Regions from separate parts of the Homo sapiens genome. Here region 2 is linked to region 1. The links are chromatin loops, found by intact Hi-C in ENCODE. Cell type or tissue: K562. All regions are shown on one strand. Links, peaks and the distances in the headings refer to the core of each region. The heading gives the core; the rest is flanking DNA.

The links. A loop is a pair of places that touch in the nucleus more often than their neighbours do. Peaks named below come from ENCODE experiments on the same cell type or tissue, not always from the same donor. Only the 100,000 strongest peaks of a DNase experiment are listed, where the experiment ranks them.
Region 2: a loop joins it to region 1, with 4 times the contacts of the local background. A loop is called at or near these places in 2 of 110 quality-filtered maps.

Annotation. Positions count from the first base shown.
Region 1 is chr18:48,014,207-48,029,126 of GRCh38, reverse strand. It overlaps ZBTB7C (zinc finger and BTB domain containing 7C), which reads left to right. Exons shown (of 5, transcript NM_001318841.2): 5 at 1-2,455. Among named protein-coding and RNA genes, the nearest start is that of SMAD2, 91 kb to the right of the region's middle. In K562, for the core only: CTCF peaks have their summits at 5,151 (motif pointing left) and 6,292 (motif pointing right); DNase peaks (open chromatin) are centred at 5,156 and 6,306; H3K27me3 peaks cover 1,777 bases.
Region 2 is chr18:48,310,209-48,325,128 of GRCh38, reverse strand. All of the region lies in intron 2 of ZBTB7C (zinc finger and BTB domain containing 7C), which reads left to right. Among named protein-coding and RNA genes, the nearest start is that of ZBTB7C-AS2, 65 kb to the right of the region's middle. RefSeq lists an enhancer at 6,574-7,075. In K562, for the core only: a CTCF peak has its summit at 6,954; no DNase peak of the experiment used is centred there; H3K27me3 peaks cover 323 bases.

The DNA.
Region 1 (14,920 bases), core at 2,732-10,731:
TCAGTGATGGCATTTTCCCGGGCTCCTAAAGCAGCTGCCTCCTTTTGCTGGTCTGAGACGGGCATCTTTTCCCAAAAGGCCAGGAGCCCGGGCCTCCCTCCCTGTCTCTCTGGCTCTCATATAGAAACTTGCACCGGCCCATGCCACAAAGAACTGGGTGCCCAGGGGCACTTAGGAGCTGGGTGAGTCATGAGGGGTCAGGGGGTGGTTGGCCTGGTGCCCAGCCAGCCACAGCAGGAGGAGGTAGGGGCTGGGCATGCACCTTGGTTAAGCCCCACCCCCTATGGCAAAGTCTCTGCCAACACTCCTCTGAGGGCTCATTTTCCAGTCTCCAGTGGCCCCGGGGTCTTTTTGAGAACTACCCACCTGCCACATAGAAAGAAATGCTCTGTTGGCAGGGAGGCCTCCTGGAACCAGTCAGGAACCAGGCTCTGGAAGGCCCGGGCCATTTCTTCCCTGACCTGTCCTGTGACCTTGACAGGTCAGCCCTCTGTAGCTCAGTGTCACCTGGCTATGGAAGGGGCTGGTAACTGAGGTTTCCGCCCTCCACCTCTAAACACATACACACCTATCCCCCCAGAGAATCACAGAGATGGTAGAAGCTTTGTACTCCCCAAGTCCATGGGGAAACAGTTTATCTTTCTGGACTTAGTTTTATCACATCCAGCTCTATATTAGCATATTAGCATAGGTGAGAAATATGGCCAGACTAGACAGAGATCAGGTCATCAGGGGAGCTTCCGAGCTTCAGCAAAGCCCACAGGTAGCTCTGCGAACTCAGAATGCTACCCTACCTTCCCTGCAGGCCGCTGTTCATGTCTGGACTCCTGGGGGCGCTATTTAATGTTTACCCCCATCTCCAGTGCCCCCTCCAAGGCTGTGCAGTGTCTTGGGGCTCTCAGGGCCAACATCGAAGAGATGGGGGCCACCTCTTAACACCTGGCAACAGTCTCCCCTCATCCTGATTCCTGACAACAGACAAAACACCGGTTTCTAGGGTTTATCTGTTTGTTTTTTGAGTTGAGGGTTCCTCAGGGCCTTGGCATTGCTAGTGATGGTCCCCTTTGCTGTGTGAGAACCCCCTCAACCCCTTCCTCCTCCCTCTGGGGATGAAGTGGGAGTATTTGGCTCCCCATTTTTGACAAAAGGGCTCAGTGCAGGGAGGTGGAGGCCTCTGAGGTTTGAAGGGCTCTGTGAGTTAGAGTTGTCACATGTTCTCCTGGTTCTTGAATTTGCAGCAGGTCCTGAAAAGGAAGGCTCTGCTGGCCCCGTGCCTTCCTGACCTTCTCTCTCCTTCCCTCCCCTCTCTTTTCTTGCCAAGTTTGCTTTGGTTTCTGAGCAGCCCAGAGAGGAGGAGGGTTCGTCCCCAGGGAGAGCCCAGGGCTGGAGTCCCCAATCCCTGTGCTATGGGCACAAAGAGACTTCAGCTCTTCCTGTTGCCTTGGCTTTTTCCTGAGCAAAAACACAACAAACAAAAAGGCCAGAGAAGAGCACAGACTCTGTCCCTCTCACAACTCTCCAGAAGAGACCCCCTGATTCTTCACACCACCGGATGCCACTCCAGCCAGCAGGATTGCTACACACACCCTCTGTTCTCAGAAGTCATCTGCCTGGGCAGCCGCCTCTCAGATTCCTGTCTTCGTTTCAGACACTTTTCTCTGAAGCATGCCCATGTCCACCAGCCAACGTGCCCCCGTGTTCCCCCCCATCAGCCAAGTGATTGGGGCTGAACCAGACTTTAAAAGAGAGGAAAAAAAAAAAAAAAGGAAACATGAATAAATTGGAATCCAGTGGTGTTGGGGCTTTTGTTTTTATTTTGTAAAGGTGATGACTTCTTATAAACTCAATTTTTCAGATGACTGGTTAGTTCTTTCTGTTTTTTCTTGGCTGCAGTTTGGAATTGTACATTGTAAAATATCCAAAGATGTTGAGTACTGTATGATCAAGAACTTGAAGCAAATGGGTTGTGGGGGGAGGGGTGGTTGTGTTTTTGTTTTGCTTCAATTTTTTTTTTTTTTTGATGTTTCAATTTCCCTGTCTGTCTGTGGGAGAACTTTGGAATTTTTTCTATTTATAACTCTTTTTTTATGTGATTGCTCTACGTAAAATGACACTCAACAAAGTTTGCCTTAGTGATTCAAGGGACAATCTTCCATAACTTCGGTCGCACGCCACATCCCGCCGAGAAAAACTCTCAGCTAATTTTCTGGCCTATTTATTAAACAGTATTAATTGACTTGATTAAATTATATTGAGAGTTGCACTTCTGTGAGATGTGACTTCTGAAAGTTCACAGGACAGCAACAAGCCAGTCTTAAGGTTTTTAATTGTTGGGTGTCATAAACTTAAAATAATGTCAAAGACACCTTAACAAAGAAAAAAAAAAAAACCTTTGACCCTTATTTTATACTTTAAAGGACAGTGTTTTGAGTAAAAGTGAGCTATGCTTGCTTAATGACCTGGTGAGATTGATTCCCCCTTCCAATTGCCGTTTCAGTTATCTGGGGGTGTTGCATGGTAGGGAGGGCAGAACTCAATTCTCAGTAGTCTCTTACATTCCAGCTTTGTAAGGCATGGTTGGATCTTAAGCTTTGCAGCACCTGTGGGCCTGAGTGCGAGGTGTGCGTGTGTGTGCGTGTGTTCACAAACGTGTGCAGCTACACCCCAGGATGTGTGAGCAAGGGAAGTCCTGCCAGTTCCCCAGCCTGGCATCCGGAATGGGCTCCGGCTGGCCCTGCTGCTATCTGGGTCTCCTTCCTCTCACTTCCCGGTGCTGGCATCGGCCTCCTCCTTTCTTCACCTGAGCCTCTTTCCCAAAGAACATTAGATCCTAAAAGAACCTAAGGTAAAGGAATATACTTCTGTCATTGAATGGAGTCAGCTCTACTTACAACCCACAGCCCAGACTCTTGGTAACACTGTTCTTCGAATTGCATTTCTGGAAAACCAAGGGTCAACCCAGAGCCTCTTTTCTATTTTTGATTCCTTTCTTGCTGTAGTAGGCAACGTCTATGCAGCGTTTCTTGGTACAGAGAAAAGAACAGATCCGGGTTTCCAATTTAGACTCCTCCAAGCTGTGTGTCTTCAGTCTAATCACCCCTCCACTCTGGTCTTCCCTTCCCTCACCTCTAGTAATAAAGGAAATGGAGTAATCAGAGCTTCTCGAAGTTCTCCATCTAAACACCCCTCAGCAGAGGGGGCCAGCTGATTGGCAAATTGGGGGCAGAACACTAAAGAAATAGCCCAAAGTAACCTATCTGTAGTGTAAAACTCTGAAGTCTCCTGTTTTGGCTTTGAAATTCATGCTTCTGCATTCTATTACATAACATTTGTCTTAATATAAAAACATCGTTTTGATCGACTTGCCAGTTAAGTGACTTGCCTTTTCCCCAGAATCTTCTAGTGAAGTCGAACTGTTCCTTGGCCACCCTACAGCTTTGGGAGGCCCCAGCCCATGGCTGAGGGCTCAGGGGTAAGCATAGCCCAGTGCAAGAAATGCAAGGCCAGCTGCTCGTCAAGATTCTGCTCAGCTCGGCCATTCTAGGATCATGTGGTCCTCATTCTGGGGGTCAGTGTCCACTGAGTGACATAGGTGAAGATGGAGAAGGGGAAGGGAACTGGGCCCAGTGGGCCTTGACCCCTGGGTGCTCCTGATCTCCTGTGAGTAAAATCTCCTTCTAGCCCTGGCCAGGTGGGAATTCCATGGAGCCCGGCCATGTGTGACCTGCACCCTGGGACCCCAAGGTGCTAAGGGAGGTGGGGTCCTGACAGCAAAGGAGCCTCCAGTGGAGGGAAGAGGGAGTGAAGGAAGGAGGATGAGGCCTCCGAAGACAGGCCAAAGAAACCTGTGCAGCTTACCTGGAGAAGAAGTCTTAAGGAATACATGAACAGGCCTTGGGACTTCAACAGGTGTGTTGGGGAGGGGAAACTTTCACCAAAAATTTGGCCAACCCAAGCCAATAGGAGAGAGATTGCAGGAGGCAACTGGGTGCCCAAAAAAAGGAAGAGAACTTCCTAACATCTGGAGTTGCCCTAAAGAGGAACGAGGTCCCTCGTGAAGGAGTGAGCTCTCAGTCAGCACAAGAGTTCAACACTGCCTCTCAAGAATGTTGGAGACCTGGCGCAGTGGCTCAGGCCTGTAATCCCAGCACTTTGGGAGGTTGAGGAGGAAGGATTGGATTGCTTGAGGCCAGGAGTTTGAGGTTCCAGTGACCTGTGATCACACCACTGTACTCTAGTTGGGGTGACAGAGCGATATACCCTGTATCAACAAAAAAAAAGAATACTGGAGAAGAGAGTCTCTAGGGTTCCTTCCATCTAATTTGTGAAAAGGTGAATACATATCCACCATATGACCATGGAAGAAGAATCATGCCAGAAGGAGTTGGGTGACGAGTGAAAAAGAAGCACTGGGCAGGTTCACAAAACTCAGCGTGGTGGCCCAGGGCTGCTGACCCCATTCTCCCTAAACCAGTCACCTGCAGCAAGTTGGGGCCAGAGAAGGGGACTCCATAGAAAAGCCGTGGTTCTTATTTAGAGCCCCCAAACATGTGACAAGAGAACAGTAAAGACCCAATGGGAAATAAGACCCTCATCTCAGGCCTTTATCTGACCCAGAGTCTGCCCCTTCCTGAAGAACAGAGCCCTTTACAGACCCCACTCCTCCTTTCCTGGGGCCTGGACAGCTTTTCCTCCCTGAGGGAACTCTGAGCTTACTGCAGAACAGGCAACCAGCATGTAAAGGGCACTTCCGGAACAGGGCACAGCCGGGTGCCCTGTACGTGGCCCTTCCCCTCTGAGAATGGGTGAAGTTGGGACTTCATAAGGGCAGCAGGGTCAGTGCCCCAGCTAGAAGCATGAGCCAGCGGGTGTGGGGGGCCCTATGGAAGGGAAGTGCCAGGCAACACTCATGCCAAGGGACCTCCAAGGACCTGGGACATCCTGGGACAAATTCCAGAATGAGGAGGTTTGTATCCAGTGAATTTCCCTCCCCAACTCCCCTGTGTCCTCCTTTTCTCTGCTCCTAAGTCCTTCTTCCTAACACAACTACCCCTCTGGGTGTAGACACCCTTTCTCTCTGCCCTCCCCTCTGTCCAAACCTGCCCTGAAAGGAGTCATCAAATGTGAACGTGATTCAATGGCTCCCTCTCCTGGCCTTTGCCACCCTGCTCCTCATTCAAGGTGGAAAGAAAGGCCCCTCGGCAAAGCACTGTCAGATTGCCAGCAGCAGACAAGCCTGGTTTCTCTGGGCAGAGGAGCCTTGAAACTGCACCCTTGAACAGTTACTGGCCTCGCAGCTCCCGCCCATCCCTCCTTCATCCCACTTCCTGGCTCAGAAAGGGATGGGGAATGTGGGACCTTTCGCTCCTTTCAGGTTTGAAGGCTGAGGACTGAGTCAGACAGGAATTTCCATAAATTGATGGAAGGAGGATTCCCTGGGGAGATCCTGCTCCTTTTTCCTCCTTGGCACACCCTAGGCAGGGGCTGCTATGACCTTGAGTGGCAGTGCCCACGTGGCCTAAACCAAAACGTATGGGTCCAGAAAGGGCCTGACATATAAAAACAAAACATCTCAAATTTGCCCTGGAAAACCTGGAACCTGGCCACATTATCTGCAGCCAGACACACACACACTCACACACACACACTCAGTCACTGGACAAATGGTGCATAGGCTGATGTCATCTCTCCTTGTAACAATAGGAGACACGACAGTGCATGAGCAAGACCCGGCAAAGCCATTTTCCCCACAGGTCACCCTGCTGGAATATGTATAATGCACACTCACATTTTCATCCTTGCGCTCCCGTCTTTAACCATGAACGCTGACCCTGACAACAAAAACAAAAGAATAAACAAATAGGTTTCCAGAATAAGGAAGGAAGATAGCGTGAATTAGATCATTTTCCCATGTTCCTCTCACAATTAATAAATGAAGTACAAACCCTCTGAGTAACATAGGTGCCTTATGCCTTCTTGGAGACCCTTGCTTCCATGAGTCATCTGGTTTCAGCCCCAGGAGGCATGTATCAGCATCCCTATTCGTATCAGTCGGAGTTATTCGTCAAACACCAGAAGCCACTTCAGCTAGCTTAAGTAGAAAAGGCATTTACTATAGGAAATTAAGTCTCTTTCAGAATTTTCACAAAAGCCAGAAGAGAGTCAGGCCGGCAGAGCCACCAAGATCAGTTGTCCAGGTTGCATACTACACAACACCACTACATTTAGAGGCTGCCATTCACACCCTAGACAGATTGGTACATTTGTGTACTAAAGAATTTTCCAGCAGAGGGCAGTAAAGCATCTTGAAGGGGTGCCTAATCGTCTAATTTGCACAAAGTCGCCAAGTGGACTAGGGGTAGCACACGGCCTGGAAACAAGGAAGCCCAGAACCACCCAAGCCACACTGTGTCAGATCGTTGCAGCTCAGGCCCTGGGCATGGGGACTCTGTCTTGTGGCCCCCCTCTCCACCAGTGTCTCCTGGGAAAATGGGTGCCACACTCTGTACTCCCTCACACTGCTCTCCGCAGCGTGAAGTCTAATGCTGGCGCATCTGTTTGGAAGAGCCCAAGACCCATGCCCCCACCTGATCGCAGCTGCCTGGGAAAGCAAGCGCCTGGCTCCGCTGGCCTGAGAAGGAAAGATTCATGATGTCAATTCTCCAACAGAAGAAGAGTTTCATTAATGCTGGGGGGCCTCAAAACGTGATATGGCCATGCCGTATTCTGCAGATGAGAGGCCTGAAGCTCCAAGTGGCAAAATGGTGAGGATAAGGCCACCAGGCAAGCTCTAGCAGAGCCGGAACTGGAACCCAGAGCCACTAACCCCAGAGCCAGGACTGGAACCCAGAGCCACTAACCCCCGGACCACGGTGCCGCCCTGCCCTCTTTGAGGTGGAGGACCAGAATGAGGCCCACTGTTCCCACTAGGAACAGAAGTCTATTTAGACAAAGCACATTCCGGCGGTCTTCCTCCTGATACCTCAGCCCTTTACAGATATTGGTAAATACTCCTTCACGGTGTCACCCACCCCAAGTCAAGGGAACACTGCCTTCCTAACTGTAAGCGCTGGTCATCGTGGTTCATCAGCATGGGTGGTCTAGGTCCCCTCTCTCCCTCAGCAGCAAGTACAGCCATAGAGGCTTTCTCGTCACATTCGGAGCCCAGGATGCCTTTAATCCATACCTCCCTGCTGTTGCTGAGTAGTCAGCTCTGTGCTGAACCTCCCTCCCCAAAATGGGGTTCCTGAATTCAATCAGCACTGCAGAGTCGGGTGTGTCTTGTAATTAAAATTTTTTTTATTCTGCCATTTCAACATCCTTCCCATAGGAGCCACACTCGGAAATGCAAAAGTGCATTTTCATTTCCAAATGGCTGGGACTCCCAAGCAGGGGGGCCTTTGTGGGGGTAGCAAGGACATAGCAAAATGTGCCACTGTGGACATCCAGGGAACACAAGGGTTCACTACTTGACATCCTCCTCCAGACCGAGAGCTCCTGTCAGCTGGAAAGTATTTGGGAGGCTCCCACACTCCCAGTCTCAGTTCAGGTTTAGCCTTCCACCCTGGGGGGTGCTGGCAGACTGACCCAGTGCTTCTGTCAGGGTAAGAGTCCCAGTGTCACTCAGTGTTCTGGCTTAGCCTCTTCTTCACTCATAAAAAGGAGGTGACAACACCTACCTGGAAAGTCCCCGTGGGGTTTGGGTGGGACATGCGCAACACTGGCCCTTCCTGCCACTCAGTAGGTGCCTGAAAGTGTGGGTGTCTTTTCCTTTTTAACATCAATAACATTTAAAGTAATTATACCTATTGATCTTTCCTTCCCCTTTTCCTTTGCTTTTCTTGTGTTCTTAAAATGGAAAAAAGAAGAAAGGGAGGGAGGGGAGGAAAGAGAAGGGAGGGGAGGAAGGGAGTCAGGTTAGAAGGGAGTAGAGGAGGGAGAGGAGGAGAGGAGGAGGAGAAGGGGTAGAAGGGAGGAGAGGAAGGAGGGGAGTCAGGCTAGAAAGGAGGAGAGGAGGGAGGGGAGGAGGGGAGTTGGAGTAGAAGGGAGGAGAGGAGGGAGGGGAGTCAGGTTAGAAGGGAGGAGAGGAGGGAATGGAGGAAGGGAGTCAGGTTAGAAGGGAGAAGAGGAGCGAGGGGAGGATAGGAGTCGGGCCAGACAGGAGGAGAGGAGGCAGGAGAGGAGGGGAGTTGGGGTAGAAGGGAGGACAGGAGGAAGTGGGGAGGGGAGTTGAGATAGAAGGGAGGAGGGGAGTCAGGTTAGAAGGGAGGAGAGGAGGGAGGGTAGGAGGGGAGTCAGGTTAGAAGGGAGGAGCGGGGAGGAGCGGAGTCAGGTTAGAAGGGAGGAGAGGAGGGAGGGGAGGAGGGGAATCAGGTTAGAAGGGAGGAGACGAGGGGGAGGAGGGGAGTCGGGTTGAAGAGAGGAGAGGAGGGAGGGGAGGAGGGGAGTTGGGGTAGAAGGGAGGACAGGATGGAGGGGAGGAGGGAGCCTGCTTACAGTGCACCTGCAGGAGCCTCTACCCCAGATCCTGCTCCTGAGGGCAGACTGCTACTGGAGTCTTCAACCCGAAGCTGAGGCACAGACAAGGGTGGCTGTTTGCTGGGGATGTACAGGACGAAGCCAAGGGTGGAGAGGGAAGATGATGGCTGCAGGCTAAGGGCTGTAGACTGGTGCTGCCCCCTATCCCCAAGATGACTTTCTGGCCCAGAATTCAGAAGACCCTGAAGATTGGAACTAGAACCTGGCTTTCCAGGTCTTTCTGAAGGTCTGCTTGCCAAGGTAGGAGGATAGAACACAGTTTAATGAACAGCTTGTTAGCTTGGCTTGTATGTTTAAATATGTAGCCCTGTGATATGTGGACCTCTGGTATTCTTGCTCAGGCCCTGCAAGTGTTGGTGAAGGACTGACACTGGGAACCAGGACCCGGAGGTTCCGTAAGTTCTATTTAGGAAAGATGTGATGTGTGGAAGTCTGGATGGAGGAGGGGTGGGCTGGAGGCTGCATTTGCATTTTGACTTCATGTGATTAAAGGAGCTGACCTCTGTAGGCGGCCGGCAAGAAGTGTCCTCATCTTCCCACCACTTCCCTTCACCCCACTCTGCTGGTTCTCCCTTCTCCAACTCTCTACACTTCTAGAGGATTCCATACCTTTTCAGGTCACTCACATGCAGGTATAAGAAAAGCTTCACTTTCAGTTACTTAAATAGCTCGGCCCAGTCTAATATCAAAGCTTCCATCTCTCCCCCATCACCACATTCCCATTCTACACTCCTTTGTGCAGCTCAGGCCTGGAGCAGGCTCAGGCAGGTGCAGTGGGGACAGATGTGAGGTCTCTTTCCACTCTGCACCACGTCCTTGTACACACAGGCTGCTCTGGGGACCAGCAGAGAGGAGGGATTCAGGAGAAGGACAAGGTCACACCTGCAGGTGGACAGGGCCATCTGAGAGGCAGGTGTCCAAACACTGGTTTGTTCCCTCCCCAGTGGGACCCCAACCCCTACACTGTCCCCTCAGGCTGATTTCCTACAACACCTGTGGAATCCCCATAAACCAACCTGGGTCCTGATGTCAATTACATGGGGGAGGATGGTCAAGCCCCTCCCTGTGACACTGGGAGCTGCACTAAACATCCTCTTGCCTGAAGGTGGGTCTCATCAATTGTATAACTAGTCCTGGGCCCCAACATTGGTCCCTCCTTGAATGGGGACCTATGACAGAAGAGACACTTGTGCCCTACAGACAAGTTTCTGCAGGCTCCACCGGGTAACCTGCTGGACATTGAGATGCACTGACCTTTAAAATGCCTTTCCCTGGGGCAAGGCTGTAGGTCCTGGGGAAACTTAATTATAGTCTCCAACTTTATTTGATTTGGACATCAAAGACAAGCGTCTCTCTAATCTTTATAGTGAGACATACATAACAAAGAGAGCCCAGCAAAAGCACTACATGCAAAGACTTGTAGAGGGTGTTCATTCTTCCAATGCATCGGCCAAGGCTCTTGTATACAAGTGAGGAGAGACCAACTCTTAAGCAGAAAGGGGATTCCTTTAAAGGATACTGTAGCTCAAAAGACTGACAGGAAGTTGGAGAGCCAGCCTCAGGAAGCAGGCAGTGACTGAAAGAGGCAGGACAGGCTGGGCACAGTGACTCACGCCTGTAATCCCAGCACTTTGGGAGGCTGAAGCAGGAGGATTGCTGGAGCCCAAGAGTTCAAGATCAGCCTGACAATATAGTGAGACCCCATCTCTACCAAAAAGTTAAAAATTAGCATGCACCTGTAGTCACAGCCACTTAGGAGGCTAAGGTAGGAAGATTGCTTGAGCCCAGGAGGTGGAAGGTACAGTGAGCCGTGAGCCGAGATCATGCCACTGCACTCCAGCCTGGGCAACAGAGCAAGACCCTATCTCAAAAAAAAAAAAAAAAAAACACACACACACACACAGAGGCAGAATATCAATAAAATGGGTCAAGGTGATGGCCCAAGAATAGCCTTGCTAGGGGGCTGCCCTGGCACCAACACCAGCAGCACTAGAAGCATGACTATTGTGTCATCTGCACTACTCTCTCCAGATGCAAAGTCCCAGATAGGAACATCCTAATGGCCAGGGCCAAGACACAGGTACCCCAACTTTAGCTGCCAAGAGACTGGAAAAGGATGTTCCTGACCCTCTTAGCTTCTGCCTCACACTAGTACTCACTTAATGGATGTGTCTTCACAAACAGAAGTGTGAATGAATGCAGGATAACCCAAAAGTGACGCAGCTTGAGTATACTGTTCGATGTATACAGAGTATACAGTTTGGAGTACATGGTGTGCTCTACCTGAGAAAAATGGTCACATCCCATTACTCTCATCCTTTCGTATGAGAAAGAAACGTGATTACGGCTTCTAATGCCAATAACAGGATCTAACCATTGGTTTAGAGTTTCATATTTCAAAGCCTCTTATTATGATTTGGGGATTTTGAAAATTTCCTTAATCATCTATTATTTTCAATCCCTTTTTATCATTGCTAAGGATAGACTGATAGGGTTACCAGAAATTAGGAGGCTGGTTTCCAAGACTTCCCCTGCCACTGATCCTTTGTGCAACCCTGAGAAAGTTACCTCAACTCTCCAAGCCTGCACTTTATGATCTGGAAAATGAGGGGGTGGACAAGATGATCTCCAAGATTTCTTTCCACTCCCACACTGCAAGATTCCATGCCTCTGCCCGCATTTGAAAGAAGCTAATTTCCCAATCAAAGGCCATCCTCATCTCTTTCCAGAATTGAAGTTGCTCAATAGGCAGCATGGGCAGGATCCAAGGTTGCTTGATGTAAACATTGTTGAGAATGACTGCACTCCAGGACCAAAATAACCCACTGGAAAGGCCATTCAAGCCACATTACCAAAGAGCACACAGGTCTGTTTCCACTTTTGTCTTTCCTGTATGGGGGAGCTTGCTAAATATTCTTTTCTATCACATGCACACATGCATGCATGCAGACACGCACGCATACACCTGCAACATTATCACTGAGGCTTGGAGTTGCATCTGCGGTGCTCTGGGTAAGAAGCTTTCTTTTTCATGGATTTTACCTTACTTGCAGATACAGAACAAGTTTGTGGGCTTTCTTTCAGTTTCCACTTCATTTTTCACTTTATTCTACATGTTGGATAGATTATCTGTCTGTAGACGTGTCCAGTTCATGTCCATATGCTGAATAGAATCTGGCTAGGAATGTCCAAATACTGGCTTTCTCTAGGGTGACCATCCTCTCCGCACTCAACTTCCTACTGGAGAGGTGGGAAAGAGGAGAAATGAGGGTGAGAGTGCAGTCTGATGGAAAGTGCCTTTGAAGTGAACACTTGAGGGGCCTAAGTAGATATATGTGCCTGGTTCCAAGTTTTGCCTAAAGATAAATTAAATTTCCATGACCAGACACAATGTTGTACCTTGATTTATGAAGTGAGGCAGCTTCCCAGAAGCCCTGAGGGTGCTGTGGAGATGGTGATGCAGAGGAGTGTGGCTGGGCAACAAGCGGACAATAGGTCTGGGATGTGTGAGCCTGGCGAGTGACCCCAGTGTCTCCTCTCAGGACCACTCTCCCGCCAAGTCCAGAAACAGAATTCCTAGCAAGAAAACATAAGCTCACAAAGCACACATACTACTTTATGTAAAATACACAGACCTTTCTCACATTAGTAACTGGAAAGCCTCCCTTACAAGTATTTTTTAATCCCACACCACAGTATTCTGAGGCTCTCTAAGATGCTCTGACACTGGCCCTTGTAGCAGCTGGAAGGTGGGAGATGCAGCATCCTCAGATGTACCTGGAGTAGGACTAGGAGAGAAGGATCAAGCAAAAAGCATGGTTGTGGTGGCAGGGCAAGGGACAGAAAAAAGGAATGGCAAGGTAATCCAGTCACTCACAAGTGAAGGGAAACAAAAGCAACCTGTCAACCTGCCAAGTGGGTATATATGCTTCAACAGCTACAAAAAAGTAAGATTTAAATGACTGAGTCAGTTTTTCAGTATCCATGATGTCTAAGAATTCATCAGGGATCTTTCCTTATGTGGAATTTCATGGAAAATTTGCCACCGTATGTCCCCAGCCTTTGACCCATTTTGGATCACTTAAATATAATGGAGCTGAAGATGCCACTTCCATCAGTTGCCAGTTAGGATATCTTGGACCAACTTTTCCATTGATATCATTTAGAAATTCTAGAAAAAAATAATTTTAAAAAAACAATACTGCTTGAAGGCATCAGAAAGCAATTGAGGAAGCAAGAATTTGTGGGGAAAAATCCAGAAGTAAGCCAAGAAAGGTGAGCCAGAAATGTGGGACCACTTTTCCCCTTGACTGATGGGGAGCCAGCAATTTGGGACCAAATTACCCTAGCTGACTTGCCAAGAGACTGAGAAACTGAGCAGAGCATCTCACAGTCTCACGAGGTTCAGGACATACAAGCGAAGTTTAGAGACAATTTAAGAGGATAGCTCTCTGCCAGGCGCAGTGGCTCACGCCTGTAATCCCAGCGTTTTGGGAAGCTGAAGCGGGTGGATCACTTGAGGCCAGGAGTTCAAGACCAGCCTGACCAACATGGTAAAACCCCGTCTCTACTAAAAAATACAAAAATTAGGCAGGCATGGTAGTGCATGCCTACAGTCTCAGCTACTTGGGAGGCTGAGGCAGGAGAATCTCTTGAACCTGGAAGGCAGAGATTGCAATGAGCCAAGATTGTGCCACTGCACTCCAGCCTGGGCAACAGAGCGAGACTCTGTCTTGGGGAAAAAAAAAAAAAAAAAAGATAAGTCTTGATTTTAAAAACCCAGGCTTTTGGTTGAAATACAAAAGAGCTACACCCTAGTGGTATGAGTGAAGAGAAAATAGGCCAGTACTCATGATGACTAAAGTCATATTGAATCCTGAATGAATTAGGGTGAATTGCTCTTAGCCTCAGGCTGGCAGGAAGTAAAAGCAAATCCTCTCTGAAGGAAGACAGCATTGTTCAGAATTTCAAATTAATTTCTGCTATTTTTCATATGACATCCAGCAAAACCAATAAGCCTTGCCAAAAGACAAGATCCAAACAAAAGCCAAGAGAAAAAATAAATAACATAAATGAACTCACAGTAACTATGTGAGATGCAGATAAGTTAATTTGCTTCACTATAATCATTTTACTATCTATATGTATGCCATAACATCATGTTGCAAACCTCAAATATACACAGTAAAATTTGTTTTAAAAATAATAAAAATTTAAAAAAGAAAAGAAGTTCACAGAATATCCAAATTTGAAAATTACTGGAAACAGATTTTAAAATAACCATAATAGATAAATTCATGGAGTTAAATAATAAGATAAAGAATTCTGGCAGAAACCAGAAAGTATATTAAAAAAACTAAATGTTAAATTTGTAACTAAAACCACAGTATATGAAATTAAGAATTTGATGGCTGTGTTTATAAACAAATTACATTCAGTTGAAGACAGGATTAGTGAACTGGAAGATGGAAGAAAATTTCCAACTGAAGGACAGAATCAAAAGGATAGAAAATGAAGAAAAGAGCAGAAGAAACAAAAAATATGTGATGAAAAGGTATTATACATATAACTGGTGTCCCAGAAGGAGAAGAGAAAGAGAATAGGACAGAAGTAAATTTTAAGGGATAAACATTGGGAATTGTCCAAAACTAATTAAAGAAATCAAATTATAGATTAAGAAGCTCTGGGTACCCCAAAAGAATACACACACACACACACACACACACACACGCACACACCCCTAGGCATATCAGACCAAAACTGCTGAAAACCAAAAAGACAAATCCTAAAAACATCTAGAGAAAAAAGACATGTCTTAAAAGAAGCAACCATAAGACAGACAGCTGACTTCTCCACAGAAATAAAGCAGCCAAAGGTCAACAGACTAGTATTTTCACAATGCTGTAAGAATATAACAACCAATTTAGAATTCTGTACTCAGTAAAATATCTTTCAAAAATGAATCTGAGATTAATTCATCATGTAGACACCAAAAATCAGAGATAATCTGTCACCAGTAGAACCAAATTAGGAAATGCTAAAGGGAGATGAAAATGATCCCAGATAGAATCACAGACATGCAGGAAAAAGTAAAGAAACCCAGAAAAATTATATATGTAAGTAAATCTAAATGAATGTTGGCAATATGAAATAATGCAATAACACTTTTTAATGTGTTTTAAAATATAAATTAAAATATGCCACGATACACAAAAACAGAAGAATAAATGGAATTAAAGTGTTCTAAGATCCTGGGCATGGTGAAAGTACCAATTTATATTAGACTTGTGGATGCATGCTTTTATCTCTAAGAAAACCAATCAAAATAGTTGAATAATGCATAATTAACAAACTACTAATGAAGAAAATGGAATAACAACAA
Region 2 (14,920 bases), core at 2,281-10,280, 300 kb before region 1:
TCAATTAATCAGTTAGTAGACCAATCAGTCATTCAATCCCATGTTACCATGCACAGCACCTTTCAAACTCAGTGTGGCCAAAGGGAGCTCCCGACATAGTCCCCACAGCCCTGGGAACTGACTCTGTCCTGTAAACAGCTCCATTGTCCTCCTGTCTGCTAACCCTGCTTCTACGCACCCTCTCGCATCACATCCACGGTGGCTCTGCCCGCTCTGTGTGTTAATGCCTCTGGACTCTGCCACTTCTCTCTGCTCCTGAGTCGTCATGTGGTCCAGCTCACCACCCCCTTCCCTGGACCAGCCCAGACAGGTCCCCCGGCGTTTCCTGCCACCATCCCCAGCCCAACCCAGTCTTCACGCAGCACACAGGAATTGCTCTGCTAAGCATGCTTATCTGAGCATGTCATTCTCTTATTTAAACCCTCTCATAGCCTCTTCTTGCTTTTAGGATAAAGGTAAGATATTCTTCTCAGGGCCTACAAGGTTCTGCTCACCTCATCAGCCTCCTCTAGCATCCTCTTCCCTTTTGGTTTCTCTGCCCTTATGAACTCATCACCTCCCATAGGCCCTAATCCCATCACCCTAGGGATTAGGGTTTCTACATGTGAGTTTTTGGGGTATCCACACATTCAGACCATAGCATCACAGTTGTAAATAGATGTCTCATTTATTTACAGTTGTAAATAGATGTTTAATTCCTAATCCACCTCCTCACTGGAGGGTAAACTGCATGCCTCACTGACACCTGAACCCCAGATCCTGGCTCAGCTCATAGTACTCTTTCCCATCTTAGGGTGGTGTGCACACTGCTCTCTTGGGGTGATGGCTTCCCTTGCCTTCTCCGGGTTGACTCCAGCTCACCCATCAGAGGGCAGCTAGATGGTCCATTCCCTGGCCCTCTGGGCTGGGTTGGGCCCCTGTTTACATGCTTCTTAGTCCATTTGGGCTGTGGTAACAATATCATAGACTGAGAGTTCACAAACAACAAATTTGCTACTCACGATTCTGGAAGCTGGGAGGTCCAAGATCAAGGTGCCAGCAGATTTGGTGTCTGGTGAGGACCCACTTTCTCATAGATGGTGCCTTCCTGTACCGTCTTCACATGGTGGAAGGGTCAAGGCAGCTCTCTGGGGCCTCTTTTAAAAAGGCACCAATTCTATTCATGAGGCTCTGCCCTTCTGATCTTATCACCTCCCAAAGGCCCTAATCCCATCACCATTGCGATTAGGGTTTCAGCATATGAGTTTTGGGAGTATACACACATTCAGACCATAGCATCACAGTTGTAAATAAATGTCTCATTTATTTACAGTTATAAGTAGATGTTTAATATCTGCCTCTTCACTGGAGGGTAAACTGCACACCTCATTGACAACTGAACTGCCGGATCCTTACTCACTGCACAGCCCACAGTAGGAGCATGTTAAATCACTGGGTGAAGGAAGGTATGAGCAAGCTGTGTCCTAAAGGGGCAGGGAAATACAAAGAATACAGGATCCCCAGTGAACCCTCATTTTGTAGCAGCAAAATCAAAAGAATGGCAAAGTCATAGAACTGCAAAGGACTTTGGTGGTCATCTCAGGCCCACCCTCAGCTTTAAGGGAGGGAGTACAGACCGTGGATAAGACCCACATGGGTGAGACCATAGGCTCTGGAGTCAAACTGCTTTGTCTTGTTGTGTGCTCCTGAGCAAGTTGCCTAACTTCCCCCATGCTCAATTTCTCCAGCTGTAAAATAGGGACAACGCCTTCCCCAGAGGAATGTTGTGAGGATTATATAAGAAAACCTGCAGAAGGCACTTATCATAGTACCAGCCCTGTACAAATATTGGCCAGAGGGTGACACTGAAGCCCAGAGATGTTAGACCTCCTCACAAGATCATACCATTCCTTAATGCAGAGTCTGGCTTTTTTTTAAATTGATATTTTCTTTCAATTTTTTATTTCCATAGGTTTTTGGGGAACAGGTGGTTGGTTAAATAAGTATGTTCCTTAGTGGTGATTTGTGAGATGTTGGTGCACTCGAGCAGAATACACTGAACCCAATTTGTAGTGTTTTATCTGTCACCCCTCCCACCCTTTCCCCTGAGTCCCCAACGTCCATTGTATTATTCTTATGCCTTTGCATCCTCACAGCTTAGTTTCCACTTGTGAAAGAGAACATATGATGTTTGGTTTTCCATTCCTAAGTTACTTCACTTAGAATAATAGTCTCCAATCCCATCCAGGTTGCTGTGAATGCCATTAATTCATTCCTTTTTATGGCTGAGTAGTATTCCGTCATATATATATATACCACAGTTGCTTTATCCACTCATTGATTGACTGATATTTGGGTTGGTTCCACATTTTTGCAATTGCGAATTGTGCTGCTATAAACATGCAAGTGCAAGTATCTTTTTTGTGTAATGACTTACTTTCCTCGGGGTAGATACCCAGTAGTGGAATTGCTGGATCAAATGGTAGATCTATTGTTAGTTCTTTAAGGAATCTCCACACCGTTTTCCACAGTGGTTGCGCTAGTTTACATTCCCACCAACAGTATAGAAGTGTTCCCTTTTTATCGCATCCACGCCAACATCTGTTATGTTTTGATTATCAGAGCTTGGTTTTCTGAACTGGCCACCCGCTGAGCTGTCTCTCAGAAGTGCTGACATGGTTCTTGCCTTCCTGAGGCCTCCCGTCACATTGCTATAGCACAGTGTTTCCTAGCCAGGATAATTTTGTCCACTCTCTTCCAGGGGACATTTGGTGGTGAGGTCTGGGATTGTCCCAGACTTGGGAGGGGAGTGCTGCTGGCATTGAGTAGGTGGAGGTCAGGGATGCTGCTAGACATCCTGCAATGCCTGGGACAGCCTCCCTTCCTCTCCCCACCTGACACAGCAGCCCAGAGTGTCAGTGCTGAGATTGAGAAATCCTGCTTAGGGTTTATAGGAGGGCTATGGGCAAGCCAAGTCCACTGGAAACTAATCTGATGAAGGCCATCGTCTCTAAGGAGGGGCAGGAGGAAGCTAGGAAGCCTCTCTCTAGGGAAAATGGCCTCTCTTGTTTGGGGCTATGCAGGGATGGAGGCCTGGAGATAGAACTTAGAGGCAGGTGTGAATCAAAGGAGCTGTTTGGAGCAAAGATAAAATATAATAGGGACAGCCTGATCCGCTGTGAATGGGGTCTGGGGAATAAGAGTAATTTCTCTGAGTGTTGGCTTTGCCAGAACCTTACAGACATCAGCATCCACCTCCTCCTTCCATCCCATTTACCAAACAGCCTCCAGCTCATTGGAGATTGAGATGGGGGTGCTTATGCAGAGATGCTGCTCTCGGCTGGGGCGGATCGGCACGCAGCCTGCACCGTGCAGCCCATCTTCAGTGGCTCTGTGAGCAGGCTGCTGAGGCTGGCTGCCCTTGGGAGGTGTGAGGACGCAGGGGAAGTGTAAATCACACTCCATCCAGTTTCCCCACCCCTAGCCCAGCACCATTTTCACCTAGGGAAAGTCTAATAAAAATGCATTCCAAGTCCTCGTCCTAAAGGGGCAAGGATGGGGATGGGGAGGAGCTGGGGAGGGGAAGCAGTCCAGTGCAGCTTTGATTGCAGATATCTGAGCTGCAGGGCTTTTCTGGCCTTAGAATCAGCCTGGGGAAGCTGGTGGTCCTGGATATCCACTCAACTCTCCAGGCTGCGAGGCGGTCCTGCAAAAAGTCCCAAGTTTCCAGCCCATCATGTGAGGTAGGTGGGTACATGCTCTACCCAGCACAGTGCCTGCCAGCTTGGGTACAGTCAGCTCATCTCTGGGCTGAGCAAGCCCTCCAGAGGTGCCTCACATCTGTGGAGGATGCACCAGCCAGGGCTTTGTCTGGGAGAGCAAGTGGCTGAATGGAGGCTTGTGGCATGACACACCCACAAGGGAGAGGGACAGGGGAGCTAGACCAGGCCACCTGAGCAGTGGTTCCCCACCCTGGACTGCATGTTAGAATCACCTGGAAGCTTTGAGAAAATTCCAGTGCCGAGGCTATATGCCAGACCTATTATAACAGTCGTGGGGTGAGACTCAGGCACCAATAATTTATGAATTTCTCTAGGTGATTTCAATGGGCAGCTAAGGTAGAGAACCACTGACATAAAACCTAAACCTTCCTGGGCTCTGACAGTCTGGCCACATTGAGGCCTATAATGAGGACACAACAGGACCCCTGGTTGGAGCTCAGGGAGGCAGGCATGGGGCTGGCAGGCCCTGGGTGGGGAAGGATAGTCAGCCCCCTGGCCGCACAGATGGTCAGGGTTTCTGGTCAGGCTGGCTGTAGGAGGAGTTGGGAAAGAGCATGTGGAATCAGAGGTGGTGGCCGCCTGAGCCGGGGTCTGAGAAGCAGGGCCGCAGCTGCCAGTGCACTTCCTGCAGCTGGCAAGTGCCCTTCAGAACTGCAAGGGAGGGAAGGAGACAGGAAGTGCCCACTGGGCTTGGCCTCTGATATAGCATTTAGGGTAGATTTTATATTGCATGTCTGGCCTTGGCTGTCAGCCTGGGAGCCCCCAGGAGAGCAGCAGCTGTGTCATCATGATATCCGGGGTTTGGCCGCTTCTCACCTCTTCCACTGTCATCTCTCAGGTGCTGGCAGCCGTCACCTCTCACCTGGATTAGCACAATAGCCTACTGATTGGCCTCCCAGCCTCTGCCCCCAGTTCTCCTAGGCGCAGCGGACAGCAGGATCCTCTGACATGTGTCAGATGTTTCCTGCCTTGCTGAGAGCCTTCCAGTGCCCTCTCCCCACCATGTCACTCAGTCAATGCCAAGTCCCCACAGCAGCCTGCAAGAATCAAATGACCTGTTCCATCTTCCCACCTACCCATCTACCCACTTCCCCCTCGCTCCACTCCCGCCACACTGAACCCCCTGTGCTAGCGCATTCTTGCCTGAGGGCCTTGGCCTGGGATATGCCCTTTGCCTGGAAGCTTGGCCTCCAGAACCCTCATGATCCCTCCTTCTCCTTCTTCTCCAGTTTGCTTGCATGTCCCTTTCTCGGTGAAGCCTTCTCTGCCTGTCTACTTCCTGTCTCCTGAATCTTCCTCATTTCTCTTCCTAACACACTTGGATATCAACATTTTATCTTTTGCTTACTCATCTCCCTGCACTGGAATGTGAGCTCCCAGAGGCTGGGAATTTTTTTCTATTCTATTCACTGATATAAACCCACGGCCCAGACAGTTTCTAGCCTGCAACTGTCACTCTGTGTATTTGTTTCTGTTTTCCCTGCTTTTGAACTATTGGTATTTAACCACAATATTTGGCATGTGACAGTCTCTTTATTGGTCTGTGTGTGGGCTGCCTTTATTTAATTATGTATTTACTTGGTTGTTTTTATTAATGTAATAAGCACCCAAGAACCCATTGCCCAAAACAAAGCTAAGATTGGACAAATGCCTACATCCAAACATTCCCGGGCCTCCCACGGCAACCATTTTATTCCACTTATATATATTCCTAAAAATATACATTTTATTATCATTACTTTTAGCCTTGTTCAAAGCCTGTTATGCTGTATGTAATCACTGCAGCCTTTTTCACTTAATAATGTATTCAGATCCACCTACACCATTGCATGTGCCATGCTGCTTTCCTTTTGACTATAAAAAACATGTGTGGAGTGAATATTTAGCATTACGTCCCCCCATAGTGCCAAGGTCATAATCGTAGCTAACATCGATTAAGTTCTTTCTCTGTGTGAGGCACTCTGCTGAGTGTTTTATTAACCCCATTTAACGGATAGGAAAACTGAGACAGAAAAGGTAAGCAGCTGGCCCAGGATCACACCCATATGGCTTAAAGGGGCAGAGGCAGAATTTGAACCCACACAGTGTGTGTGGCTCCAGAAAACTTGCTTCTAACCTTGTACTACACTGTCTCTCTAAATGAACACCTGAATGAGCTCACACACACACTTTCCCAGACCACCAGCCCCAGAGGAAGCCCCACTGATTTGGTTACAAATCAAGGTTACACACACACACACACACACACACACACAGAGGCATTCTGGCATCGTTCATGAATACTCGTTAATTGACACAAAATTTATGGTAGGAGAAAGCGACCTTACTCTCTGATGCTTGCTAAGATCCTTCTGTCTCCCATAGCCCTCTGTCCATCTCTCTATTAAAATAAAATGCAGCTGGGCCTTGTGTTTACAGGGGTGGGGGCTCAGAACCTACTCCAGCAGGCTGAGCCCTTGGGCTTGGTTGCCAGGGGAGGGGAACAGGCTGGAACCTGTGACATGTTGGTTCTGGGAAGAAGGGGCCTGCTTGGGGCCCCTCCATACCAGGGACCCAGAAGACGGCGGGGGCCTCACTCAGGAGTGCCCTTCTTGGGGAGAGACTCTTTGAATATTAGGAACCAATGAAAGTGGTGCGGAGCCTGAGGGCTGGGCACAGGATTCAGCAAACAATAGATGCTGTTGAGAACAATCGCCCCTGCCCCAGGGGGTGTATGCAGCAGGGCCAAGTTCAGGCAAATAAGTGAACACTGTGGAGGCTTTGGGCCCAAGCCCAGTGTTGGGCTCCTGTGAGCTGGGCTGGACCAGAGGGAGGACGTGGGCCGCAGATGCGACCCTCCTAGTGTGAGGAACAGCCTGTCGCCATGCCAGCACTGATTCAAGGTCTAGGGCAGCATGGGTCTGCAAGGGGCTGTGTGGAACTTGCCTCCCTGACCAGCCGGGAAGGCAGAAGGGGCCTCTCCAGGAAGCCAGAAGCCCAAGAACCAAGCAGGTGGGCCTCTAGCCCAGAGGCTTCATCTGGAGGGATGGGGGCAGGGGAGGACTTGTGAGGGGGGGTTGGTTCCCAACCAGTCCTATGGGAGGAAGAGAGGAAGAAAACAGAAGTGAGTTTTGGTTTGTTTGTTTTTTGGTTGTTTTTTTAGGTTTTTTTTTTGTTTTGTTTTGTTTTTTGCAAGGGACATGTTCTGCTGTCATCAATAGGGGGTGGCAGAGAGCAGAAGACAAACAGCTAGGCCTCCATGGGTCACAAGTCCACCTCAGCCCTCAGTTTCCCCATCTAGAGGGCCTGGAAGCCTTGGAGCTGAGGGCATGTGTGGCGACTGAAGGGCTGGGCTATAGCTAGTGCGCATGCGCCTCAGTAGGGCCCCTGAGATGGGCAGGGGGTGAGGAAGGAGGCAGGGGTCCTCCAGCAGAGGGGAAAGGTCTGCTGAATGTCGGGCGAGCTGTCTCAACCCAGGCTGCATGTTAGAATGACCCTGGGATCTTCTGAAATTCTGATGCCCTGGCCCACCCCAGACCTACAGGGTCAGAATATCTGGGGATGGACCTGGGATCTGTATGTTTCAAAGCCTCCCCAGGTGATCCTTTTTGTTAGCCAGGATTGAGAACCACTGGCTCTGCCCTCAATAGCTGCAGGACCTGGGACGTTGACTTGTATTGCCTATAAGCTGGAGATGGTAATAGTATATGTCACATCGAGGCTGCTGTGAGGTTTCACTGAGATGCCATGTGTAAAGCTTGGCACGTGGCAGCCACCTAGGAGGAACCTATCCAGTCAGCCAAAAACACTGGTGCCTCCCTGTACTTTGCAAACAAGCTCTCGACCTGGCATCCTCAGAGCAAAGGCATCAGGGACACAGGACATTTGGGGAGACGTTTTGTTTCTGGAATCAGATCGGGGTGAGGCTGGCCTAGGGAGCTGGGTCAAAACAGTAGGCACTGCCTTGTGCCAGAGACTGAGGTCAGGGCTGAGCTGAGGCACAAGTTGAAGATCCCGCTCCACTAAAGGCTTTAGCTTTGGCTGTGATGTCTGTCTAGGAGCAGTTTTTAGCCAAGCCTGCTGAAAGGGCCACATTTTTTGAGTGTCTTTTTTTTTTTTTTTTTTTTTTTTGAGACGGAGTTTCACTCTTGTCGCCCAGGCTGGATTGCAGTGGCGCAATCTCAGCTTACTGGGTTCAAGTGATTCCCCTGCCTCAGCCTCCTGAGTAGCTGGGATTACAGGCGCCCACCATCACACCTGGCTGATTTTTGTATTTTTAGTAGAGACAGGGTTTCACCATGTTGGCCAGGCTGGTATTGAACTCCTGACCTCAGGTGATCCCCTTGCCTTGGCCTCCCAAAATGTTGGGATTACAGGCGTGAGCCACTGCACCTGGCTTGTTGAGTGTCTTCTATGTGCAAGACAAGTTCGCGTGAATTATTTCACACAATTCTCACAGCAATCATGTGTGATGGATACACATATCCCCATTTTACAGGGTCGGAAACTGAGGCCCAGAGAGGTGTGGCAGCTTGCTCATCACCACGTAGAACGAGGTCTCTTCATTGCCTCCTGTGTTAGTTCTATAAAGGAATACCTGAGGCTGGGCAATTTACAAAGAGGCTTATTTGGCTCACAGTTCTGCAGGCTGTGCAAGCATGGCACCAGGATCTGCCTGGCTTATGGTGAGGCCTCAGGGAGCTTTTAATCATGGCAGGCAAGGGGAGCTGGCATATGGATGGCAAGAGAGGGAGCAAGAGATGCCAGGCTTTTCAAAACAACCAGCTCTCCTGTGAACTATAGAGCAAGAAGTCACTCATTGCCAAGGGCATGGCACCAAGCCATTCATGAGAAATCCACTCCCATGGTCCAACACCTCCCACTAGAACCCACTTCCAACACTGGGGGTCACATTTCAACGTAAGGTTTGAAGGGGATAAACATCCAAATGATATCACCCCCATGCTGCAGCGGCCTTCCTGCTACCATCACAGCCTGTGTTTGCCTGCTCAGGCTAGGGGCTGGGGGTGGAGGAGGAGTGGTGGGGAGATGGGGTCCCGGCTCTTCAGACACCTGTGACCCCACTTCAGGCAGCTCCTACTCCTAAACCCATACATGGAAGGATTGTTCTTTTCAAAGTCCTTTAAAACAAAAACTAAAACAAATCCCCTTCTATTTTCCATGAAGATTTTTAGTAACATTCTTTTGAAAATTCCAATTCTATTTTGTCTGTAAGGAAGGGAAAACATGAGGAAGGGAGTGTTCTTTTAAGCCCAGCAGGAGCCGGGTGTCCAGGTGGTTGATGGTGTGAGGCAGGGTCTGGGTGGGAGAGTGGGTGGGAGAGTGGGAAGCCTGTTGCCAGGTCTCTAGGGCTGGAGAGTTGATGCTGTGGCTCTCTGAAGACAAGAGGAGTGAGGACAGTGAAAATTGCTGATCCTTTCTTACGGGGGCTGGGCGCTTCCCGTGCTTAGGTAGACCTGAAGGGCTATCCTCCATCCACAGGGCCTCTCCATGGCCTTGATTATACATCTTTCCAGTTGAGTTATGCTTTAGGGGTAGGGGGCAAGAAGCTAATTGAGACCCCTAAGTATCAGAGCTGGACAGGTCCATTGAGTTCACCAGCCTAGAGATTCTCTGAACAGTTGGATGGGGTGGGGATGGGGGTGGAGCACAATTGTGCAGCCCCCTGGAGAGGCTGATCTATCCACGCCCATGAGGAGCCACCCTTCCTACCGGGAGTGTGGGATTTGAGGCTGAACACAGGCTCCAGTCTACCTCGTTACCTCCCACTTTGCCCAAAATGAGGAAACTGAGGCCCAATGTGGGAGGTGTTTCTTGGGGGTCCCCAGGCTAGTAGGTGGCAAAGCTGGGGCTTCCTGAGTACCAGGCCAGTGCCCTTTGCACTCAAACCAGGCAGGGGTTGCAGGGAGTGGGAGGAGAAACTGACTACCTTGGACATCATGAGTCCCTGTGGGGAGGACCGTCACTCCATTGAGAATCCAGATACGTGATCCCTCAGCTTTGCTTTCCTCACTAGATCACAGAAAACCTTCCGCCATTTCCCTGTGTCCTGTTGGGGTTTTGAATTTTCAAAAATCCCCGAGTCCTGTGAGCCTCATCCAGCGTTGGTTTGCCAATTTACCCCCAGCAAACTCCAGCTGTTGCTGAGTTCCTCTCAACTGGTGATCCTCTCAGGGTCAGCTCTCTAGGTACCTGCTTTATGCAGAAGTTGCTGTGTTCCGAGTGTCTCAACTCCCCTGGCTTCTGAAATCACACACATTTTGTCCCAACTCTAATTGGCACTCATGAAGGCATTCCCCAGGCAGATTGGGGTAGGCTTTGACAGCCCGAACAGAGGACAGAAGCTGCCATGCCCATGGTCACCATGCCCTCTGCAGAGGGCTCCTTTCATCCGAAGGGGCTGTGCAGACCCCCAGGAGGGGGAGCTGAGGGAAACCCATTAACAGCCGGCTCAGGACTCCCCTGCTGGCTGCAAACAATGCCTGCCTGCCTGCTTGTGAAGCACTTGGAAAATGGCTCATTAAAAATGAAAGCCAGGGTCGGGGCGGGCACCTCGGGTGGCCTGCAGCCTGCACCCTTCTCCCAGCTGTCAGCAGTCTCTAGGGGATGGGCTGGCCTGGAGGGGTGGGGGCAACTGTGGGCTCTTCCTTCCCTGGTCTCCAAGGAAGCTCAGCTGGAGAGCCCTTGTTGAAGGGGATTTCTGGAAGAGGCTGCTGTGTCTTGTGCCTGATTGGGTATACAGTACTGCCCATACCTGCCACCTCCCATCATCCTGTGCACTAGTCCTAGCAGCTCTTGGCCACTATATGCAGTGACCCCACCCTTTTGTCTCCTCTCTGGGCTCTCCTGCCCTTTTCCTCCTTCACTGGACATTTGAACTTCAGATAAGCAATGAGAAGTTTAGTAGTGGCAACTAAAAATGCAGCTAGGCATTGATACATGTACCCTAGGGAGCAAAATCATCCCTTTATAACTTGAGAATCTTGAGGGGCTTTTAAGAGGGGACTCTGTCATTGGTAAGTCTTAAGGTTGCTTTTGCCATGTTCCCCAGGATTTAGAGGGAAAGATCATTGTAGACGAACTGAAGCAAGAAGTTATCAGTAATCCCGCATATTGCACAGAACGCACTTATACTAAAAAGTTATTTGTTGTTTATCTGAAATTCAGATATAACTGAGCATCCTGTACTTTTGTTCACTAAATTTGGTAACCTTATTGTGTTAGTTCGTTCTTGCGTTGCTACGAAGGAATACCTGAGACAGGGTAATTTATAAAGAGGTTTAATTGGCTTACCGTTTTGCAGCCTGTACAGGAAGCACGGTGCTGGCCTCTGGTTCTGGTGAGGCAGGTGGTGACAGGGAGCTATCATGTCACATGCCAAAGCTGGAGCAAGAAGGAGAAGGGGGTGGTCCCAGACTCTTAAACAACCAGATCTCACATGAACTGAGTGAGAACTCACTCATCACCAAGGAGATGGTGCTAAGCCATTCATGTTCTGCCTATGATCCAGTACCTCCCACCGGGCCCTACCTCCAACATTGGGAATCACATTTCAACATGAGATTTGGAGGGGATGCACATCCAAACCATGTTACTCACCCACAGAGAAATCTCCCCACAATAGGGCTGGGTCCAAGCGGGATGACATCTGTATTCTGTGGCTTCTGTCCTTTGCAAGACCAGCTCTACTTACCCATGCCCCGGAGATTGCAGTTAAAACACGCAGGTTCTGACTGAGTTGATATAGGGCAGGGCAGAGACTCTACATTTCTAGCAAGCTCCCAGGCCAGTGCTAATGACCTCTTAACAAGGCCTATGCTGCTGGTCCAGGGACCATACTTTGAGTAACAAGGAACTAGAGCAGTGATTGCAGGCTGAACCTCAGGACTGTTGGGGAGCAGGGGAGGGGGTTTAAAAACGCTGCTGCCTGACCCCCACAATTCGGATCTAATTTGTCTGGACAGGGCCTAAGCACCAAGGTGATCTAATTCCCAGGCAGGCTTGAGAACCACTGCCCTAGGCTCACTCTTAGCAACTTCTGTCTGCACTTGCTGGCCTGAGGCCTCTGGATTTTGCTAGATACTGCTTAGACTCACTCCGAACTCTAGGGTTTCCATTTCCTATGAATGATGCCCCTGGAGCTGAGCATGACAGCCACAACTGGCCTGGAAAGCAGAAATCCTAGCTTTGAGTCCATGCATTGAATACTGTGTCATCTTGGATAACTCGCTTAATCTCTCTGAGCCTTAGGTTCACACTTATAAAGAGACGAGAGGAGTGATAGTTATAACAAAAGGAGGATCAGATGAACAGGACCTGATGCAAGAGCTTCTTGGGTCCATAATCAGGCATGGGAATATCAGATGAGTTGATGACAATAGGAATCGAATGAAGAACTATTACATTTAGCATCGGCCTCTGTGGTCAAGAAGGTTCACATGGAATCAGTTACGATGTATTGACATCCCTGCCCCGTAGCATCGTGGAAGAGCTTGTCCTGTTCACCACAGCCCAGGATATAACTCCATTCTCACATTATGGCTCACACACAGTAGGCATTCAAAACACACTGCTGAACCAATGATTGAGACACTGTTTCAGAAGCCTGGGACAGCTGGGCTTCTAGGGACACAGCATGTGACATGACCCGCACTGACTCCTATGGAGTACCTACTGTGTGCCAGGGACTCTGCTAAGCTTGTTAATTCTCACAACATTGCTGTGAGGTAGGTACTATTATTATCTCTGTTCTTCACATGAGGCACAGAGAATTTAAGTAGCTTGTCCAAGGTCCCATAGCTGGAAAGCGGCAGAGCTGGGATTTGAACCCAGGCAATCTGACTCCAGAAGTCATGCTGGTGAACATTGCCCTTTACTGCCTCTTAGAAATTAAGAGCCAATGAGCATAAAACCATGACAGAAGAGTCTTTACTTGGATACTTGCTGGAGGGGTAAAATAGAGTCCTGACACAAGGGATGATATGACTCATCGTAGTGCTGTGGGGTGGCCAGCAAAGGCCAGGAAGGGAGCTTGACAAGCCTTCTGGGGTTCGGGGTAGGTAGGGCTGAGCAGGCAGGATGAACAAGAATGCCAGCTGCCTGGATGGCCTCAAGAAGATCCCTGTGGGCTGGGAACCATGGGAAGTTGGCCAGCTGGTAGCAAGGCCCAGGAGGGGACTGGATCTCCAAGATGTGGCCGAAGCCCAGGCATGTGAGCCCAGCACGTGGGCACTGCCTGAGACCTCCTTTCATGTGCCCTGAGCAGGGACAGGCTACACGTGTAGTTGAAGGTCAGGCATTGGCTCCCTTCTAAGGGGGTCAGACCGAGCTTCACAGAGGAGGAAACCCTCCTTCTGTCCCTGAGAGATGGACAGAAACTGGATAAGCAGGTGGCAGGTCAAAGATGTCTTAAGTAGGTGGGAGAATAGCAGAAGTACAGAGATTCTTGCCTTGGAAGAGTATCTAATTGAGAAATTTCAGGAATCAAAGCAGGCTTGTTGGGGAGAAATATTTGGTCTAAAATGGCTGCTTTTTCTACTTGTCTTTATCTTATTGATGAAGAAAAATCCAAATAAAAGCAAATTTTTAATGGAATAACTTTGATATCTTTACTGTCAGCCATGCATGCCCTTGGGACCCCCAATGGTCCTAGGACTTCCCTTCAAGGTGTCAGGTAAGATCACAGATTTGCCATCAGATGTATCTTAGTGTGAGTCCCATCCCAGCCACTGAATAGCCATATTATTGGGCACATTGCTTTACCTCTCTGAACCTCAGTTTTCTCATCTGTTGTATCAAGACTGTCCTGTCCATTGTAGGACATTGAGCAGCATCCCTGGCGTCTTACCCATTAGATGACAGTAGCAACCCCCTCTTACCGAGTTACTGACAACCAAAAATGTCTCCAGACATTGCCAAATGTCTCCTGGGAGGCAAATTGCCCATAATTGAGAGTGACTATAACAGACCCTGGCTTCTTCTTAGGCAGAAAAGGCTAACTTTCATTCATTCATTTTTTTTTATTTCTTCATTCAGCAGATATTTACTAAGCACTTGCGATGGTACTGTGTGCTGGGCACTGGGAGATTTGGTGCTGAGCAAGACAAGTCATGTGCCCTCAAGCAGCTCCCACCACGGGCAGGCAGGGGGTGAGAAAGACAAGAGAACAGACATCTACTGCATCTTGGGATCTGCTGCCTTAGGAAGCAGATGGTGCTATGGGAACATGAGGAAGAGATGCCTACCCCTGGGTTTTGTTGGAGGGGTGGGGAATCTGGATCAGAGGTATCACAGAGTACTGACTGGCAGGGGCCAGGAATCCCTCCATTTCTGTTGTCGATTGAATAAATCTGGGAATGGTGAGCAAAGACTGCACATGATGTAATTTACTGCCCAAATTGGCTGAAAAGATGTGCACACATCTGTCACATAGAGGGGCAGTTACTTTGTGCTGACATTTGGAGCCAGGCAGCCAGGGGCCAGCTGATGTGTCTCCTTGGAAGGCCGAGATGTAGAGGACAAGTGGGTTGATAGGTCACCCCACAAAGAGAATGCTATTGCTGCCAGCCTGAGTTGCCAAGTGAAATATGCCCCCATCTCAGACTCCCCAGAGCAGCGGAGAGCTGAGCTAGGGGAGGCCAGGGGACAAGAAACCCCTGAGCTTTGAGGCAGATGCACTCCCAAATGTGTTCTGAACAAAAATCCAGCGAAGCAGTTTGCCTTTCCAGGCCTGTGCACTTGGGTGACAGCCCCTTCCCTCGGCATTCTGAAATAAGGCTGCTCACCATCCTCAGGGGACACACACACACACAGACACACACACAAAGAAAAAAGTCTTTCTCTCACTGGCCCTTTTAAGCATGAGGAAAGACAGAAAGGCTGCTTGTTCTAACAGTAGACTTTTTTTGGAAGTCTTGGACGTAGTTTTTTTTTTTTTTAAACCTGAATCCACTACTTATATTTCTGGTTTTAAAATCCAGACTTGCACACATAGCCTGGAAAATGGAACGCGGAAAGGATTGTTTTCACTTACTCAGGAGAGACGAGAAAGGAAAGCTCCTCAATAACCTAATAATAATAACAACAGTGATTTTTAAAATTTTGATAATGAAAAATAGGAACCAATTTTTTTTTTTTTTGAGGTGGAGTCTCACTCTGTT